2 separate regions of the Homo sapiens genome follow, and region 1 is linked to region 2. Evidence: chromatin loops called from intact Hi-C (ENCODE). Cell type or tissue: mammary epithelial cell. All regions are shown on one strand.

Region 1 (8,000 bases), 210 kb before region 2:
TCCCAGTGTTTCAGTTCCCCATTTTAATATAGTTCATGCTCCAATTGCAAAACTCCTATGTATCCTGGCTTTTTACATTGCAGTAGGCAAACTTCCATGAGGGGTGCAAATCTTCCTTTCTTTTCTGAGGGGCACTATCCCTATTAAAAATTCACCAAAATTTTAATCTATTTTTCCGAATTAAATAATATCACTTTATTATCTAACATTTAGCATTTCACACTTAGCCCCCACCCTGTTGATTTCCATTTGTATATGTGCAAGTGATATGTGTGCACAATTTCTAACAAGTACATCGATATTATCTGTCTTAAGACAGTAAAGTACTTGAAGATAACCATCATATTTCTAATCCATATTCTGTAATCCCCGTAACCTTCATGGTAGTGATGATAATCATCATAGATATGGTAATAGAAGCAACCACTATCATTTTCTGAGTACTTAGTATGTGCCAATAATTATTCAATAACCTACATAAATTATTTTGCCTAATACTTATAAAACGTCTATGAAGTAGCTATTATTATCTCTATTTAAATGTGATTTATAGGGACTGAAAATTTGGTCAAGGTCACACAAGGTAGAGCTCTGATTTGAACCCAGATCTGCTTGATGCCACCAGGATTTACAGTGTTATAAAATCATGCTTTGGCATTATTCAGTTAGTCATTTTTATAAATATTCTTTGAACTAATTATCTGTGTTAGGTTACCAAACAATAAGGTCCACTAGATTAAATCTCTCATACATTTACCAAATATAGCTCACTGGACACCTATTGAAATAAATGCTATGAGAATAGGCAAACACATACCCATTATTCTCTATTCTAGTATTTTATTACCCACTGGCATATTACGTGAAAAATATTTGGGTGATCTTTGGATAAGAAAACTACCTTTGTTGGCACCCAAGTCAAAATTCCAAATGTTCTGAGATATAAGTCTGAAGATTCCTAGGCACTTGGCTAGTCACGGAGATAAAGTGATGGACATGATGAAGATAAAGTTGATAAAATTAACAATTAAGGGTAGAGGAAGGAGGTGCTGTTGGTACTTTCACATGCTATATCAAGACAAGTACAGGTCTATTGCAATAAGCTGGGATTAGATTCTCTAGAAATAAGATGAATAAACTGGTTTCCACATAACCTGCCAGCAAATTCAAGATGTTCATATCAACCTGTCTTATCCACAGCCTCCTCTAAGTAAATCTTTCTGCTGGTGGCCTTATTCTAAATAATTATGCTCTGTACTATGTGAGTCAACCGAGGAATAGACGCTTGACTCAAAGACAGTCATTCCGTAACCTAGCCATCCATCTGTATGGACTAGCTCAAAATGATAATCTGAGCCAATCAGATTCCTTTCTTGGAGATTTGGCATCAGGAAACTATGATACTAAGCCAGTTGGCAGCAAAGTCAGATTGTAAGAGGATGTCATGAACCATATGCAAACTAAAACGAAGAAGGAACAGAACGGATAGGAAGTAAAGGGTGAGGAAGCTGGGAGGGGTAGGAGGAGGGGGCAAGGCACAGAAAGAAAGCAAAGAAGCTAAGACACTGGTATTTAGAGTTCCTTAAATCCTGGTGTGTTTCCACTTCCAGTCCTTGTGTATCTCTGTAATAATTTCCTTCACCGATCTAATCTCCTCCCACTGCTGATTTTGTGAAGTAACTTAATTCTGTTTCTTTCATCCAAAAGAGACTGACGGAAATAATCTTCCTTCATTTCCACGTCAAGCACTTATACATATGAAATATTACCCTTAGTTCTCATTAGTAAATGGATGTGAAAGTCAGGACATTCCAAAAGAAAGAACTAGAACTCACTCGGCCAGAAAACCCCCATTTCAGTTTTTACACAGAAAAATTCTTACAGTCTATGTTTCACTAAGAATGTCTGCTGTGCAAAACCCTCAAACTTTTTAGAACGTTTTTTTTGTTCCAAGTTAGAGAACGGCAATCAGTAATCTATTACCCAAAGTGCTTCTCCTTTCCAGGTTTCATGTTAGAGTGATTCTAATATGTGTGTGCTATCAACTGCCTACACAGAAAACTGAGAGACAAAGGCTTTCTCCTTTTCCACACATTATCCTTCATTCAGACTTAATGCCTGCAGGTCCGGTTTAATGATTTCCCAGAGTTTATGAACGAAAAAGAAAAACAAAGCAATAAAAACAAAAATCAAAGTTAAATTTCCTCAAAAGTTTTCAAGAAGGAAGTAGTCAGGACAAAAACAAAGGGAATGAGGGCACTTTGTCTCAGGATACAAATTAAAGATCACTGTGGTGGCCTCTGTGGGGTGGTTATAAAGGGGACCAGGTGTATACTAGGAAGTCATTTAGTTTTAGAAATGTAAATATGTGTAAATGTTTTAATTTTACTCAACTTGCCAGAGGTAGAATGTCCCTGGACAACTAACTGATACATTTCTTTAGGGCCAATCGCTGGCTTTAGAAGAGCCTCAGCTAATCACAGTAGAGCTGGACTGTTGTGGTTTTCCATTCCTTTGCATCGTATTCCTCAGTCTCTGCGGAAGGCACTGCTCCTTCCTTTCCTTTCTAAATCTCTCTCTGTCTCTCTCTCTCTCTCTCTCTCTCTCGCTCTCTCCTCCCCTAGTTTATCCTGGACTCATGCTGAGCTCAGCAACCCTTGAACTCATTTTCTATCTGACATGTGAAATAGTTCTTAGGTTTCATTAAACATTTGGAAAATAAACGAGGTACTTCGCTCTGCCACTTTTCAGGTATGGTGAAGAAAATAAAATGGCCTCCCTGGGCAGTACTAGATGGGTTGTGGTTGTGCTGGCCTTGCTCTTGATGAGATAGCACTACTGTTATTTCTGTATATACCAGACCTGTCACTTTGCATTTTCTATTTCTCAGTGAAGACATGAACATCTAGACATTCCACATGTCTATGGGGAACTAGAGTGTCCAGGAATGGAAGCAAATGGAAACATTCTCATTATGCAAGTGTAACTTTAGCTGTGACCTAAAATGTATTGCCTAAGACTTCTATAAGGGTGAAATTGAAAATTTTCCATTTTTTTTAACCTCAATATTGTATAATCTAGTCACTGTTCAAAAACTCCTCAAACTTCATTTTTCATTACTTCATAGGGTTTTTTTGTGAGGATTAAATTAAAAGACATATGTAAAGCACTGAGAACAGTGTCTCCCCTATCATTAGTACTCAGTAAATGTTAGCTATTTGTGTTATTTTTAAAAGATTTCATACAAAAATGTATTTTTAAACAGCAATCGAAATTTACTTGAATTTTAATGTTTTGGGTTCCCTAGTACCATTTACCAAGACAGTTTGTTTTGATTTAAAAGGGCCTCAAGTGCTTGATAACACTCAGGGTTTATCATTAAACATCTTTATTGCACTTGTGTTTGCAAAGTACATTTTTGTCTTCTGTTAGCTAGTCTATCCAGTCAGATTCTGAGAGAACTCAGTGTCAGTGATACTGTTGAATAATGAAGAAGCTAAGGTCATGGAGAAATTAAATGACACGAATGTATTCTTCATTCTAACCTCTCTCTAGATGAAGAAAGATGATTTCTAAAATTTGGCTTTACATGTGTATGAAGATGAGTGTATGTGTATACACACAAAAACACACACACGTATATATACCCTTATGTGTCCTGCTCCCAACAAATTCTCTTTTTTCTAAGCTAAAGATCATTCTTTAAGTTTTTAACTGAAAAATTACAGTTTGCCAGTTAATGAAAAGGAAATATTGTTCCCATTTAAGAGCTGGAACTCTGAGATCGAGTGCTTTGGAATACTTCTAGAGCTTTGTCTACTAGCCATAGGTAATGATTCCTACTTTCACTCTGCAGGAAGCAACTACCTGTTGTGATATGAACAAAATATAGAAGATAATATGTCCAATATATTCTGTATGACTCAAGGAAGAACCCAAACATAAATAGGTCTGGTTTTTATAAATGTGGGGCTGGGCTGAGAGGGTCCCCTTGGTGGTAGATGGGTAAAAGTATTTAAGTGTGTACCAAGCACCGCAGTTCTTCTAAAAGGTCTTCTTTGCCTTTTATGATTGCCTTCTGTCTGTAGAAGCCTCTTTCTTTGTAATTCTGGTTTAGTCATCAGGCAAAATGCCTTATTTATTTCTGGTTGTTTACAAAACCAAAGACCCATACTATAGGATATTTATAATGTTGTCTATCAAAGCAGTCACCGGGAGAAGAGATAAGCAATTCCTCTGCTAAAAAATATTGCGGCCTATGGATTATGAATGCTCATGAAAAGGTCCCTGCTTTACCAGGTCATAAGTAAATGATTTTGTTCCCTTGAGCTAATGATGCAACTCATTTAGGTTGATTTCACCTTCCTCAGATATCATAAATCTAATTTCCGTCTTTCACCTATAGTGCTTAGCTCATTGTGCAGTGGCATCACAGGTAAGAAGGGCTGAAGCAAAGTCTGAGTTCATTCCTCCTAAGAACATTGGGAAGAATTTCTCCCCTTTTTCAAAGAACCAGAGGGTATATTTAGCCAAACAAGAATAAGTTTCTAGATATGGAGGGTAACCAAATAGGGTAATATTTTTCTGCGTGGAAAAAGTAAAGAGAAGGTAGATGCCTTTATGTGTTGGTATCATAGTTTCCATAGCCCTGGTGCTTCCCATAGTAGCTTTGAAATGAAGACCAGCAGTCCGTTCCCCTAGATGAGGCAACAACTCAGGGTGAGTAGAGGCTGGAGCCACACCCTACCAGCTCTCAGCCAGCTCAGCTTTTTGTTCTTTTTGCCTTTTGTCTTCAGGGCTCCAGCAACATCATTTAACCCCATTCAGGAGTGAGATTAGGTGAATTCCTTAGAGCCTATGAATCACCACTGGTGATGCAAAGTCAGAAGAGCTAACATGTCACTGGGATCCACGGGCTCTGAGGAATAACCAGTTTCAACAATGTTACATGATTTCAAGGCCTTTTCATGTCTCTTGCTTTTGGCCCTGTCACGTATATCTGATATACTTCCAATTTTTCATGTCCCAGTCTCCCATCCCTTTTATTAATCTGCTTCTTTTCACATCATCTGCCCTACTTCCTGCGACCTTCTAACTATAGCAAACTGCTAAACCCTAGAACCTTTCCTCTATTGTTAAAATTCTCCTCAAAAGTCACCCAAATTATCCTGGTAGCAAAGTAGAAGAGCTTAAAAATATTTTTTGCAGTGAAAAGCCTAGAGATGACTTACCTAAATATGTCCTATTTGCTACCTGTAGTTCATGCTCCTGCCAGGGGGAAGTTATGGGATTTTGCCTAGACATACTTTGGTCATTCTGTGTTTTGCGCTGCCCATGATGAATCAGGGATTGTTTAAGCAAATGAAAGCAAGTGTCCTTGTGGAGTGGTAATGGAGACATTGGTGGCATTCACATGGCTGAAAATTTGCAGCTCATCTCTGGCCCCATCCATGAACTGAATTCTAACCTCAGAATGTTCTTCTGAAAGAAAGACCATTTTCATTGCTAGACTCTAAGCTCCATGAGGGCACACACTGTGTCTGGATTCTGTTCATTTATGTATTCCAGGTGACATAGAATGAAGCTTCTCCCATTGTAGGTGTTCAATAAGTCTTTGTTAATTTAAATTCCTACCTGATGAAGTTATTACTCTAGCACAGCACAAGGTTCTTTTCCATTAAATACCACAATATCAACTGGATATGGCAGGGCAGAGTTTAATGTGCTAATTTAAATACACAGAAATGAAAAGATTGTTGTATCCATCATGGACCTTGGAATAAACATGAATTTCTGAGGGCTGTAAATGTATCTTAGAGAACAGGATTAGGAACAAAGTAGAAATAAGTAAAATTTAAGGAAGATCTCAAATATGAAGGGTAGTGGATAAAGAAAATGCACTTAATTTTGATTATAGAAATGCAAAATTGATAAAGAGTTCTCAGCTTAATTGAAATACCAAGTATTTTCTCAGGACCTTAGTACCATTACCGCTAAATAAAATAAAATAAATAAAATATGGAATTTAGACTAGATAAGATCCCTTCCAAATTTAAAAAGGAGATTATGATTACAAATGATCAAAAATATATAAAATATAAATTAAACTGAGGACCTTATTCTTTCTTTTGAGAATGGGTCTTGGCCTAGAACAAAGGATCTTAACCTAAAACCTATCACTGTACTGCTTTGGATCTTTGAATTTCCTAAAACTGTGCAAAAAATGTGTATATATATATATATTTTCCTGAGGAGGAAGAATCTACAGTTTTCATCAAATTCCCAAAGTGAACCCCAAAAACCTTATAAACCACTAGAGTATTATATTTTAGGTTGTCTCTTCATAGGATTTGGCAGAACACTTTCAATGTGTCAGGCATCATGCTAAACATTTATACATATTAACTCACTTAACCCTAACTTCATAATACCACTGCTTTTCTGAGAAGCAAGTTAACGTTCTCAAATTCATACAGCTGATACATGGTGGTGCTGGGATACCAACTCAGGCTGAATAAAAACGCCCTGCCTTTTTATTACATAGAATTATCTTCCTTTTGAGTAGACAGAACATTTGCCAACAACCAGAGCCTTTTCAGTCTTAGCCATCATTTTCCATTTAAATCATCCTTTATATAGTAATGGCCTCCTAAGGATCCTAAAGTCTTATTACATTCAAGCAGCATTCCTCTATGGAACAAGCCTTCTAAAGCACAGAGGCAACCCTCTCCAGACTGCTCCCTTCAGTTTTTTTCCATTGTAAAACTAGCCTGCAGTAAGCATAATTTTGTCTTAACTGTCTATTCTAGACTCCAGTCTGGACACATGGCACAAATGGACAACCCATACATTTGGAGAGACTCCAAAACATCCATCTCAAGCACTGAATGGTCCTGGCCCTGTTTCAAAATTTTACTAACCTTCCACAAATTGTGATTCCAGACACGTTTATACCTTGGTCCCCAGGATAATGGAAGGCACAAAAGAGGCAGAAATTAAAATGTCAGTCCATCTGGGTACACAATGTGGGCCAGCAATGACAGTGGAACCCATTGTCTCCTAGGTCACCTGAGGGTAGTATATCTGTGCTTTCTGTGAAAGGGTTGACAAAGTAATCCAGAGCAGTTTTCTTGATGTTCCTTAACTCACTGTAAATACAGTGTGCTACTTAACAATAGCAACTAAGATTTAACAAGCAACAGGAAGCATTTTTAAAAACAAGTGAAAAGCTGAGATCAGAATTCCAGTGAACTTCTAATTCAGCTACCACTGCCATTATTCAGAAGCAAAATAACCTGAAATATACGATGGAAGCTGGAGAGGCAAGTAAGATAAAACTTTGCTATTATCTGCCCAAGAGAAAAGTTGGGATCATCCAAACCTTTTCATTAACTTCAAATTCTGAAGGTTGAGTCATATGCCATGTCACTGCAGATGGAAAAAAGAACATCCACAGCAAAGGTGACACCTGAGAGGTCATACAGCCTGTTAGAAAAGCTGAAAGCATCAATCTGAGAAAAATAAGTGAAACTCAAGACCCACGTCAGAACTATGGATGACATAAGGGATTGAGGGTTATGGGATTCGAGACATTGCTAATCTCCTCACTTTTCCCCCTTTTTATTCTTTACAACCCAACCACTGATAGAAGCCACTTGTTTGACCTGAACTAATCTGTTATGTTTTCCGTGCCTCCAAAGGTGCCAGTTTCAGTTCTGCTGTGTTACAGTAGTGCCTTTGCTGAGTTTGAAACTGGATACTCCAAGCAAGTAGATGCCTTTTCTTCAAACATGCCAGGGAAAAACTTAAATTACTTTAGCAAAAATAACCTTTCTGCCATCTTCATCAAGTTAACACAGAAAACTGATATTTAGTCATGAAGGAGCTTGATTAAACTGTTTCACTTTATCATATTACATCTTGATACAGCAATTTTTTTTTTTTTTGGCTTGGCTGCCTTCTCCACGAGATTTTATGCTTCATGAGGACGCTTTTTCTCA
Region 2 (8,000 bases):
TATAAGGACCATGGATCCTTGGCAGGGCATGAGAAAGATACAGAGGGAGGTAAAATGAGTTCATTACTGTGAGAATTAGGTCAGAAGACAGACTCTTTAGGTAGGTGGCAAAATAGGTAGGTAGTTTAGATTGGGAGAAATGGGAAATTACAAAACCCAGGTTCCTGGAAGAGCCTGAAAGGGAAGGAGAAGAGGTTTATAGTTCACCTGATACAGAAAAAGATACCACCAGCTTCTTGGGCATCCAGCAAGAAGCAGTAAAGGGAAACTTTGACCAAGACATCTTGGTAGGATTTTTAAAAAAAATGAATAATAGAGTAGAATCTGTTACCAATTCATGTACCTGGAGTTGCACACCAAAGTGTGGTCTAGCAAAAAGACTCTCCAAGCTTGAAGGCTGTAGGCCTGAGTGTCCTGGCTCCCTTCCTAACCAGCAGTTTGCCTTTGGGCCAGTCATTTAAACTGTCTGGCCCTGGTTGCCTCCCTGGGTATGGGAGTAGATGATCTCAAAGATTCCAACATGGAGGATTATTACATCTTCATAGATTGTCACTGCTGGTGACAGTCAATCCCATGAAGACTGGCCTGAGAGTAAATAATGGGGTTCAAGATCCTTAGGAAGAAAAATCTGAGGCTGTAGTCAAGGGAAAAATTCCGCCTGGGAGGGTATTGGGAAGGGAGGGAGCTGGAGTTCCAAGGCTCTGGGGCTCTGCAGTGTGCTCCTATGACCAGTGCAGCTTGCATGATTGAAGATATTGTAGCGTCAACTGCCTCAAAGACTCATAATCTGCTGTTGTTTTTTTTTTTCCTTTTATCTGCCCAATTTGCCCAAGTCCTCAGATTGCATTATTGTTCTTATCATTAATTCCTTCTTTACAGTGCAGCAGTTTTAATTAGATTCATTTCCTGTTTTTCCCTCTCAGGGAGCAGTACATGATGTCTGATGGCTCCTGAGTGCCTGGAGAGGGTGTGATAAAGAAACTCAGTGCAAGTGGATAGTTCAAGGAGAGAGGAGGGTAGGCAGGTCAGGATAGGGGTGAGGATGGGAGAGGAAAGAAGAGAGCCCAGCAGGCAAATCTTGCTCTAGCTGTTGATTCCTCATCAGCACCCAGTGACCCAGCCATGAATAATGCTGTTGGCTTGGAGAGACCACCCCCTAGTTGAGTCTGGAGTATTTCCCTAGCCTTGCGTCAGCCTTGTTATTTATCTGACTCTTCATTTCCTGGACGGTTTCGGCTGGGAAGAACCTCTTTAAGCATTGATATGCCAGTCTAATTACAATTAATAAGGTCAGAAGCTGAAAAATTTATTTGATATTCCCACCTTGTGGACGGATTCAGACCTGAAGAATCAAAAGCTTGTCTGACCTCAGTTTTGAGGCCTCTGACCTTGCAGATGCCAACCACTCTGGGATGCTCTGTGGGAAAGTGGATTGTTGCATTTTTTAGGATTCAATTTTATTTTTTGTCATTAAAAACATTTTTTAGGGAAAGGCCTTCCAAAGTTCCAGGCCAAGGAGCAAGACACAGTACAGCATTCAACTATGTTCAAATGTGCCTCTCATTAGCTGTTTGATCTTGGCCAAGTTATGTAACCCATCCAATCTCAGCTTCCTCTCTGGTAAAATAGAGCTAATAATACCTACCACATGGAAGTGCAATGGAAAATAGATAAGATAATGTATATTCTGATGCCAAATAGCTAAGTATTATCAGCAGTTTAGATCCAGGAGAGCCAAAATCAACATGGTGAGAGTCTGTGTAGTGAGGAAGGAAAAGAGAAAAATAGGAAGGAAAAGAGAAAAACCTCAGTTATGAAGGTCCATAACTTAGTGGGTCTAGAATATATGCTTTAGAGTCAGATCTAGGACCAACTTTCAATTCTGTCATTTATTAGATGTGTGATATTGGGAATTATTTTAATTTCTGAGCCTCAAGTTTCTCATCTGCAAAATGGGAATAAAAATCACATCTGCCTTATCAGGCTGTCTTGAGCACTAAATGAGATAATGCTTTGTGGCTGAGACTTGCTAGATACCCAACAACCTTTTCCCTTTTCTTCATGAGTCACCAATAGACTACATTTCCCAACTTCCTTGCATCTAAGTGAGGCTTTGTGACTAAGCTCTGATGAATGGAATGTGGATAGAAGAGATATAGGCTACATTATCGAAGGCTTATCCCCAAAACCTTCCTTATAATCCTCTATACCCTCTCTTTCCTCATCTACTGGTAGATTCAGAGGATCCAGAAGAGAACTCTAGGGTTCAGAGAAGGCAGAGCCACTGTATGGAAGGAGCCTGGGTCCTTGAATGACTGGAGCATAGCACTCCCCGCTCTGCCCCTCTCAATCTGTATTGGATTATGGTTTAACTACTGATATTTTAGAATTGCTTGTTAAAACAATTAATCTGTCCTGACGTATTTATTCTCATAAAACACATGGTAATTCTTCAATAAATGTTAGTGATTATGATTATGATTATTTGCTCCTTGGCTGGAATGGCTGAGTGAGCAGTTCCATAATTTAATAAACTTAATACTACAAGTGTGTTTTTGTTTTCTCTCCTGGCTGGAAGATTAACTGCTAATCTTTGGATTCCCTAAAAATGATATTAATAATGTCTTCATTTATTTGTCTAATTCATAAATATTCACTGTATGCCTACTCTTTATACAATTTTATTAGTTGCTGGGTAATGCAGGGATAATATCTTCATGAAATCTTTAATTTCACAAAGAGGGACTGGTATACAACTAGCTCTATTATGATGTAGAATAAAATGTGTGCTTTAACTCTCACCTAATCATCATAAACTGTGGCCTGTAACACTTCACTTCTTAAGAAATCTATAATACTCTTTCAAAGTTCAACCCAGGGTAGGATCTATGGGAAAGTTTTGCCACTTTCCTGGCAACCTAACCTCAACCTTCCATGGTCAGGAAAAGAGAAGGAGGGTTAAGTGGGAGCTGTTGTTTCATTGGAAACCACGTATGTGTTTACATGGTGCTGCTTTGTGGCCTCTAGAAGCCTTCCCAGCCCCTCCCTTCCTTTCTCTCTTCCTCCCTACGATTGTGCGATTGTGTGGCATCGCCGGCATCTCCTGGAGTTTGCTCATCTGTCCTGCTCTCCCAGGGCAGGGTGAGCGAAGGCTTAGCTGTGACAATCTAGTGCCCATTTTGTTCAACTTTGCCATCTCCTCTTCCCGGAACTCAGCTGTTTTATTTGTAAAATAGGCCAAATTAGATTGGAACTCAGGTCATTGGATATGTAGCATTCCCTTCTATCCATTACAAACAGCACTAATGAATCAACGCATTCCTTTTGCTGAGCCTGAACCCACGCAAGCCTTCACAAACTCAATACCCACTTCCAAGCAGCTCCACCAAGCTATCAGACTTGGATCCAGAGTCAGATGATCTCCAGGCATCTTTGGTAATGACAATAATACTCTCTGACCCCCTTAAAATGTTTTTTAAGGCACTTTTAGGTAGATAATCTCATAAGCACTCTGAGAGTGGGGTGGCATCTGTTATTTTTGTCCCCTAACCTCACTGTGCTCAGCTCTCAAGTCTCAAGGAAAGCTCAGCAAATATTTGAGAACTGAAAAAGACCCTGCTCCTCCTGACCCCTCCTTCTGATCTTTGCTTCTATTCCCTCACCAGTATGTCTTTTCACAGTCACAGGTACTAGTCTCATTCTCACTGCCTGTTTGACCTGGAATTACGTGAGCTCATAGGTTCATCTAGTCCATCCCTCTGCTCCCAAATAGGCTATTTCACATTCCAGCACTGACAAGTGCTGAGCCTGTTGAAGAAGGACAGCTGTCAGGCCCAAGAGCCCTTTCTTGGAATGCCTGCTGGTAAAACCAAGATCATTGGGCCTGTTTGTGGATGACTAGTTGGCTTAAAGGATTCCAAATCTTGCCTGTGGATTTTTCTTTCTGAACATATCATTAGATCTGAGGGTGTGCCAAACCAGCTCGGAGGCAAGGCTTTGTCACTGCGCCTTTTCATTCATTATTATTTCTCAGGCAGATCTATTTCTCATTGACTGGGGCCTCTTGGGCCCCTCCCTTGCCTTGTCATGCTCAGAACAGCCTGTTTGGCCGCCCTCCAGGGACCGCACTGGCCCAGAGGTGCTGTCGCCTGCCTCTCCTGACTGGTGGGGACAGGCCTGAGCTAAGGCTGCCTTTGTTCTTTCACAGTGGGTTATTTTCCCTTGGGCTTGGATGGCTCAGCAAAAGTTACTGGACGCTCGGCAGGGTGGGAGCCCTGAGCTGCACAGTTTATATTGGAAACTGTGGACATTGTTCTGGATCATCTGCATGGTGCCAGCATTTTTCCTTTTTGTCTGACAGGGTGAATAGTATGGCATGGGAATGGGGTGGGGATAGGGTCAGGCACGAGTCCATGCAGTCTGCCTTGCATTGCGCAGAGTTCTTTCCCAGCAGTGCCAATGCCGGCTCTGGCAAAGGAGGGGAGTGACCCAGGGAGGGCGTTGGTGAGACCGCTGTTTAGACTCAATCTTTAAAACCATAGACACCTTCAGGCACAGGCAGGACAAAAGGAAAAGAGAGAGGATGACAGGGAAACAAAGATGGTAATAGATTTAGGGGCATAGGAGAGAAGGTAGAAAATGAGAAAGTGTTTCTTCAATGAATCCCTTCTAGATATTACTCTAGTCATCTCATTTGAGGTCCTACAGCATCTATTATATATACCAAATCTTTCACTCCCTACTGTATACAAGTGTGTGACTTAAATTCCGCTCTAGGCTTGCTTTCCCCTCAGAGATTCTCCTACTCTTTGGCCTGAATTCTACTTCACAGTGAGTGTCCATCAAAAGCTCTTTGCTATACTGTCTCCCAGCCTCACTTCCTAAGCATTCTCAGAGCTTCCACTCCTGAGACTACGTGGCCTCCCTTATCGCATGTCATCTACCTCAAAGCTGCCAATTTACTTGGGGGTAAATCAAATCCACTTGAGCCACAAATCTCATCAATGCAGTGAGTTCACTAAAGAGTTGGGAGTAAAGGCATTATCCCAACACAATTTATGGCTGCAGTCTTGCAACTAGCTCTTCTCTTTTGACTTTGCTACCTTTCTCCTAAGTCTATGCCTCCACCTTGCATTTCCCTTGGTGTGAAGCTATCTTTTAGCTCTCTCTTTTCCCTTCTGACACTATTTGACAGTGAATATTTCCTGTGCTAACCTCTGGAAAATAAATACATGTCCTTCCATTTGGATAGCACTTTAGAGTTTACAAGATGTTTTCATAAACCTCATTGTAGAAAAATCTTCACAACGATCTCATGAAACTCAGATTATAATCCAGCTGATTTCTGCACTTTAAATCTAGGTTGTTTTCCCCCATGTTTAATGACCATCTACCTCTCAGGAAGAACCAGGAACTCTTGCAGAGTTAGGACAGGGAATGGGGAGCTGGGTCTCTGAGGGTGGGGTAGAGGGTGAGAAGGTCTCAGCGGGTAGAGGCCTTGGTGGTGAACAATGCAAATCTTACAGAAAACTTTTTACTTCAAGCCACCCACATTTTTTTTTCTTTCTCAGGCCCCAATATTTGCCTGGTTTATTTCATTTTCTCTTTTGTAAACCACAGCTTCTAACCATGGTTACTCTTGATTTACTCATTCATTCCTTCATTCATTCCCTTGCTCTTTACCCAACATTTCCTGGTGTCTACAACATTCCAAGCAGTGGTGCTTCTCTTTCCTGTGGAGAAGCACAGGCTGCTGCACAGCAGTGGGGCTGAGGTTCCTGTCCTGGGAGCTGGAAACAGCCCCGTGGAGAATTCTAGCAAAAGGACGTGAAAGGGCCCCTCCTCTGCAGCAGATCAACTTCCCTGTTTTTCATGGACATCCTCTGGCAAAGATTAAGACCATATGTTTTTCTATTAATATACATAAGATTGAGGAAAGACGTATCTTCATTCCAGAGAAGCACCCAGAGCCCTCCGTCTTCCAAGAATTCCTCAGCCGGAAGCTCAATGTGGTGGTCATGCAGCTACTCCTCTTTCATGTGCCTTCCACACATGGCTTCCACAATACCACACCTCTTGCCTTTCCCTCAATCTCATTGGTTGTTGCTGCTCAGAGGCTTTGAAGCTTTTTCCTCTTCACATTGGAGGGCTCCAGGACTCAGTCCTTTGTCTTCTTTTCTTCCCGAACTACCCTCTCTCCCTCGGTGATTTCATTTGCTCTCATGCCTTTAAACACCATCCACATGCCAACAACTCCCACATTTATTTCTCCATCCCAAATCCAGGCTAGCATGTCTAACTGCGTAACCGACATTGCCACTTTGATGTTTAATAGATATATGAAGTTCTGTATGTCCAAAAGAAGCTCTGAGTTTTTCCTCACAAGCCTACTTTGCCCATCACTTTCTCCATTTCAGTTGATGGCCACTCTACTTTACTAGCTGCACAGGCCAAAAGCCCTAGAGCCATCCTTGACACCTCTCTTTCTCTAATTAACACATAAGTCATTGGCTCAACTGTAACCTAATCCAAAATATGCTACTTCTTATCAACTCCACCACTAGCATCACTTCCCAGGTCACCATTCTCCCTCCCAGTTTGTCACAACACTTCCTAACCTGTGTCCCTGCCTCTGTCCCTACCCCCTATAGTCTATGCTCAACACAATTGCCAGAGGAATCACTTTACATGTAAAGCGAATCATATGACAACCCACTTTTCCTCCAAATTTTAATGGCATCCTTTAATACTTGGGATAAAAGTCAAAGTCTTTACAATGGTGAGTAAATTGATTGCATAAACAGCTGCAATTATCCACCCCTTCCTGTATCTGCCTCCCTTGCAAAGCCACTGTATAGCCCCTCCCAGCAAAAGGTGGAGTCTATTCCTCACCCCTTGAATCTGGGCAGGCCCTGTGATTTTCTTTGACCTGCAGAATGCAGCATAAATGACAATGTGCCACCTCTGGGCATCTTGGAACCCTGCCGTCCCCATGTAAACAAGCCTGGGCCAGCCTTCAGGATGATGAGAGACATGTGGTCTAGTCACATGTCCTAGCTGGCAGCCAGTCAACAGTCAGATATGGGAATGAGACCACCCCGGACTAGCCAGCTTTGAGCCAAGCCAACACCTGATCCTCAATGTGCAAGACCAGCTGAGGTAAGCTGAGCCTTGTCAAGATCATCAGAGTTCAGCTGAACCATAGATAGTCTTATGAGCAGTAGAAGATGCTTATTGATTTAAGCCGCTTGATTTTTTTTTAAATACAGAATTATTGTGGCAAGAAATAATGGATATAAATGGCCTATAAGGCCTTATGTGATCCACAACTCCCCTTACAACTCTGACTTTATCTGCTACATTCCGGAAGGCTTGGTCACCACGCTGGAGCCACAGCGGCCTCTTGCTCTTCCTGGACTACACCAAGCACGCTCCAGCCTCTGGGCCATTGCATTTGATGTTTCCTCTGCCTGGAATACTTTGCTCCACATACCCCCATGGCTTCTGGCCTTACTTCCTTGGAGACCTGCTTAAATGACATGCCAGCAAGAGTGATATTTGTAGTATCTTTTAAACATTTTGGCATGAGAACTGACCAATCACAACAGCCAAGGGTACAGGGCAGGATCAGGGACCTGGCTGTCCCCTCCTGAGCCAGGAATTTATCTTTTCATGGCTGAGCTGGGGGAAGTATTCCAAAACAGGAGCCAGGACAGCCAACGTGGTGGACAGGGCAGCAGTAGAGTGGCTTCAGGCCATGCTTGTCTAACAATCGGTAAGGATATATTTTAATATTTCAACAGTAAGTGTGGTGATCAGCTCTGATGATCAGGGTGGTGTCTCCACCACTCTGGCCTCATCCCCCTTATCCCAGAGTACTCTCTAGGTCCCTTATTCTACTTAATATTTCTCTAAAGCACTTTTTATTGCCATCCAACATATAATATATTTTTCTATTTATTTTCTCATTACTTTTCTATACTTCTCCTCTTTCTAGAAGA

Evidence for each region. Hi-C counts contacts between places; a loop is a spot of excess contacts. Peaks named below come from ENCODE experiments on the same cell type or tissue, not always from the same donor. Only the 100,000 strongest peaks of a DNase experiment are listed, where the experiment ranks them.
Region 1: a loop joins it to region 2, with 2.1 times the contacts of the local background. A loop is called at or near these places in 7 of 110 quality-filtered maps.

What each region holds. Positions count from the first base shown.
Region 1 is chr11:95,240,454-95,248,453 of GRCh38, forward strand. No RefSeq gene overlaps it. Among named protein-coding and RNA genes, the nearest start is that of SESN3, 13 kb to the left of the region's middle. In mammary epithelial cell, no CTCF peak of the experiment used is centred here; a DNase peak (open chromatin) is centred at 4,818; H3K27ac peaks cover 1,809 bases.
Region 2 is chr11:95,449,859-95,457,858 of GRCh38, forward strand. No RefSeq gene overlaps it. Among named protein-coding and RNA genes, the nearest start is that of SESN3, 220 kb to the left of the region's middle. In mammary epithelial cell, a CTCF peak has its summit at 4,276; DNase peaks (open chromatin) are centred at 2,083 and 4,063; H3K27ac peaks cover 2,298 bases.